Regions from separate parts of the Mus musculus genome. Here region 1 is linked to region 2. Evidence: chromatin loops called from intact Hi-C (ENCODE). Cell type or tissue: heart. All regions are shown on one strand.

Region 1 (2,500 bases), 47 kb before region 2:
CCTGCCAGAAATATGTCACTTATTGTCAAATAACTGTCTCTCTGTCTTCACCACACTTGAGGAGAGCAAGACTATATGGGCTCAGATTGCTGTTCCAGGTAATGGTGTCAGCATACAGAAGTTGAAGGTTGCTTTTACAAAGGAAATCAGGAGGAAATGGAACTGGGACAAAACCAAGTGTCTCTCTCTCTCTCTCTCTCTCTCTCTCTCTCTCTCTCTCTCTCTCCTTTCCCTCTCTCTTCCTCCCTCCCTCCCATCTCCGCCTCTTCCTCTTCTTTCTGTGGAAGTGTCAATCTTTTAAAAGCCCCCTCCCCCAATAAAAGTAAAAGGAGAATCCGGAGGAGCAAGTGCCAGCCTGCCCATTCACACTCATCTGGGGAGAGGGGTTGGAAACTGCTAATGGAGGGGCCAGCTGCTATGGAAACTCTGCCAGGCTCCAGCGAGGGGCTTTTACTTGCCACTGAAACCCTCACTCTTGGCTTCAGCTAGAGCATGACTAAAGACACCAGGGGGGCGATCCTGAAACACTGGATAGAAATAAACCCCATTCCTGGGGCGAGGCAGCTAGCTCAGTTTACTTTTTGACTTAGTCTGGAAAAACAAAACAAAACAAAACAAAACTTAAAATACAGGCAAAATCTCTCTCCCTCTTAGGACCTGAGACCTTTGAAAGTCAGACTTTGTGTGTGTGTGTGGGGGGGGGGGGGTTAAGGATTAGAAACTTCCTTCTTCCCTCCCTTGCCTTGAAAAAAATATCCAACCAATATCAGTTTTAAGTATGCAGATATGCAGTTTGTGACATTACAGAGCAAAAAAGGGAGAGAGGAAGGGATAGGAGATAGTTCATCTTCATTGTCAATTAACTTAGATTAACTTAGGAGCCTCCTCTCTGAGCATGTCCATGAGGGCATTTCCATGAAGGTTTAACTGGAGCGGGCGATACAGCCTGAACTTGGTCAGTACCATTTTATGGACTGGGGTGCTGAGCTGAATAAAAAGGAGGAAGTGAGGGAGAGAGCGTGCTGAGTGCCAGCATTCATCGCAGTCTGCTTCCTGTCCACAGCTACCCTGTGGCCAGCTGCTTCACTCTCCTGCTGCCACAGCCCAGGCAGTCCTGCCTTGCTGGACTGCACTCACAGCTGGGTGCCAAGATAAACCATCTCTCTGGCGGGGTTGGGGGTCCCGTGTACCTCTCATTTAGCCCAATAACCAAAACAGCTCAGAGATGAAGTAGCTATCTTCTTCATCTTGTGAGTCTCTATTAATGGGTTCTTTCACGGATGGACTCATACTGCTATATTCAGCCTAAGCCAAATGGTTACTATTACCAAAGTAAAGATGCTACGAGGTGTAAGTATTTCTCATTCTAGAAGAAAAAGGAGAATGTTGTCCAATGAACTACCCTTTGGGGGAAGTTTGTTCTTGAGTGACTTGGATATCTCAAAGTGAATTAAGTAGTACTGGCAGCCTATTCAACCCCTTTTGCTCTGAAATGTTTTGAGGACATATATGGGCTCAGAACAGCACATGGCATAATGTATATCATCAGTGAATTCTAGCAATTTTGATGGATATCATTATTAAATTATAAAACTCTAAAGAGTTTATAACCACAGCATCTTACAGATGGAGAAACTGAGGCAAAGGGCATCTGAAACCTCGCTAAGGTCACATCGCCAAGCCAAAAAAAAATTGATGATCCAAGCAATAGGTCGTTCTTTTATTTAGTTTACAACTAAAATACTTTGTTAACTTTCACTGAAGAAGTTAATATAAGATCATGGATTTCTCTTCCCTCCTCCCTCCCTCCCTCCCTCTCTCTCTCTACACACACACACACACACACACACACACACACACACACATACATGCACACACACATGCACACAATACACTTCTTACATAGGGAATTCATACTTAAAGCAAACATAACACATACTGAAAGCCGGACATGTGTCACACTAGAAGCATTCCAATCCCTTTGGTAGTGATGGAGTCCTTAATTACCATGTGCCACTGCTGTTAACCTCTGCAAAAAAGTCTAATTATCAGAGATTAATGAACAGAGCTTAGGCACATGTGAGGGAGTGTTGCTGAGGGGTTTTCATTTCTGCATTTCATTATCTCCATCAATACTGCTGTTCCTCATGGACATGTTACAGAATTATTATTATTATTATTATTATTATTATTATTATTGTTATCACTTTGAGCTATGTTCTGTGAAACATCAAAAACAGAGAGCCTTTGAAAGAGCTCAGGGCAAGAATTTCTTTCCAGGAAATCTTTAGGAAGTCTGTAAACCGGGTGGCTGCTGCTGGCTGTTCACTGATGAATCATGCCACGTCGGTTCATAGGGAATAAAGCTTAGACGGTCGCCAAGGAAACAGGGTGATATTTTGGAAGTATCTGAAACCACAGTAAAATTTCTAGGAAAAAAAATCAATGTCTTAGTCAAGAGTCGGGTCAATCTTATCTTTGTCAGGGTGAGTAACAGTAA
Region 2 (2,500 bases):
GGCTTCAATGCAGAAATAATTTTTCCCATAGTTCAAGAAGCTGCAATCCACGTTCAAGGCATTGTCAACATCAGCCTCTTCTGAGCTCATTCTCTCTCTCTCTCTCTCTCTCTCTCTCCCTCTCTGTGTATCTCTCTGTCTCTCTGTGTGTCTCTCTCTGTATCTCTCTGTCTCTCTGTGTGTCTCTCTCTGTCTCTTTCTCTCTATCTCTCTCATTTATATGTAATCACTTTTCCCTTGTCTCTTCTTCTAGTCTCCCTCTGTATCTGAGAAGGTCACGAGTCACAGTAGTTTAGGGTCTATACTAATGACCTCATTTTAATTCAGTTACCTCCTGTCCCCAAACACAGTCACATCTGAGGCTCTGAAAGTTAGGTTTTCATCATCTGAACGTGTGCGAGGTATAATTTCAATCCATAAAGTGTAACATTCCTTAAGGGGGTGGCTCCCTGGCCACCCTGACTGCAACTGCTAAGTCAGAGCTGAAATGGCGCTGGAGAGTAGCTTTCTTTCACCAGCACTGTCTTTACAAGGCTTTGTGAGGCTTTGTGAAGTGCTTTGTTGTGTCGTTATTAAAGAGTTTGTTGCTCTCTGTGCCAGAGATGGCTGTATTCCAGCAAGGATGGGAGAGTTTCCTGTGCCAATTCTGTAATGAAGGAAAGAGAGAGCAGAAAATTGGGTATATTAGGATTTCCAATCATAGCTATAAGAGAGTTGGGAGCGCAGGTCTTAGTCCCATTTGGAGGTTTCATTTGCATGGGAAGAGTGTTATTTATGGGTTAATGTAAAGTTTGAATATTTTCCTCCTCATTCAATCCAACCTGGAGGGACTTGAATTTGAATGCTCTGAAATACAATGAAGAGAGTCAAAACAGAATGGGTTTGCTAAGTTATCATGCAAGATCCCCTTGCTGGCACTTGCAGTATTTTCTTTGGCTGACCAAGTACTTTTCTCCCTGGAAAGTAAACAGAAAACAGCTGTCTAAGAAATGGGTCAGAGCAAACGTATTTGGCCAGGTGCAGGATAAATAGATCATAGATTGGCTAAAATTGCTCTAAATAAAACAAAAGAAATCTCTTGAGTCATACAGACCCAACCTAAAGACTTAAAGACAAAAAAAAAAAAATCAAATGTATTAATGGGTAGTTCATACTCATACTTCATAGACTTCTGTATCCCAAAGCTTGATTCTTGGAATTATAAGTGATCAAAATATTTTTTAAAAAATCAGCCCAAAACACAATTTGAACAAAATTGTTACAAATTGGGGTACTCTATGATGTCATATATCACAGAGGTATGGAAATCTGGAACCCTCTAAACCATAGATGTCACCACACAGTGAGGAGGTAGCTCCACGAGGTAGGAGAAGAACGCACTAAGTTGACAATAGAGACTTATATTTTAGAAGACAACTTAGTCTTTTTGTGACCAGGAAAAAAATGGAAGAAATACAGGGACAAAACAAACAGAGAGAAGGCAAGGGGATGGCTCCATGGATAAAGCACACACTCTACAGGCAGGAAGAGCTGAGTTCAAATCTCCAGCACCCATGTATGAGCTGGGTGCAGCCAAGTGCCCTTGTAACCCCCGTGGGGGTAGTGGAGACAGGGGGAACCCTAGAGCTTACAGCCAGCCAGTGAAGCCTGAATGGGAAGCTCAGGTTCAGAGAGGGCTCCAGAAGTCAGATGGGGAAACCATAGGGTAAGGCAGTTGAGGTTGGACCCTAGCTCCAAAAGTCAGATGGGGGACCACAGTGGGAGGCAGTTGAGGTTGATCTTCAGCTTCCACAGGTACATACATGGGCATATACCCTGTGCCTACAGACACCTACACAGCATCTCTCTCTCTCTCTCTCTCTCTCTCTCTCTCTCACACACACACACACACACACACACACATACACACACACAGGAACACATGGGGGGCAAAAATTTGATTTGAAGAGGAGGAAAAAAAAACCCTATCAATCTTATTAGAAGTGAAATAAAACAATAGTTTTGTGTTTGTTTGCAAAGAAAATGAGATATTTAATGAATCCATTCTACAGAAAATCCCTGTGACCTTTTTGGGTTTTTTTCCCCTATTGTGCTTCAATTGTCTCCATACCTTGGTAAAATTAATATTGTTATAGGTATAACTGACATGAGAGAATTCTAGAGTTCAGAGGTAACTTAGGGATTTTTTCCTGGAACTCCTTTGGTTTAGATGGTATTTCTCACTTCTCTCGTTGAAATTTTTGTCTTCTGCATGCAGCCATCCTTACTCTGTGCATCTTTAAATATCAATGGTTCTGTCCTTCACAGTCCTCTCTATGCCTGGGAGGTTGTTGCCTTTAGCCACCCCCTTGTACTGATGACTCCTACTGCACATCTGTACCATAGCTCATAAATTCAGCTTGTTACTGGGTTTAGAGTCTACCTTGACTCTATTTAAGTGTTTTACATTCAAAACCAAACACCCCAAACTGAGATTTTCAGCATCTTCACTTGTGGCCAG

What was found. Hi-C counts contacts between places; a loop is a spot of excess contacts. Peaks named below come from ENCODE experiments on the same cell type or tissue, not always from the same donor. Only the 100,000 strongest peaks of a DNase experiment are listed, where the experiment ranks them.
Region 1: a loop joins it to region 2, with 2.2 times the contacts of the local background. A loop is called at or near these places in 2 of 42 quality-filtered maps.

What each region holds. Positions count from the first base shown.
Region 1 is chr1:64,188,217-64,190,716 of GRCm38, reverse strand. The region is part of intron 1 of Gm35880 (a long non-coding RNA gene); the gene reads right to left. Among named protein-coding and RNA genes, the nearest start is that of Gm39654, 67 kb to the left of the region's middle. In heart, no CTCF peak of the experiment used is centred here; a DNase peak (open chromatin) is centred at 1,036.
Region 2 is chr1:64,141,323-64,143,822 of GRCm38, reverse strand. All of the region lies in intron 1 of Gm35880 (a long non-coding RNA gene), which reads right to left. Among named protein-coding and RNA genes, the nearest start is that of Gm35880, 21 kb to the right of the region's middle. In heart, no CTCF peak of the experiment used is centred here; no DNase peak of the experiment used is centred here.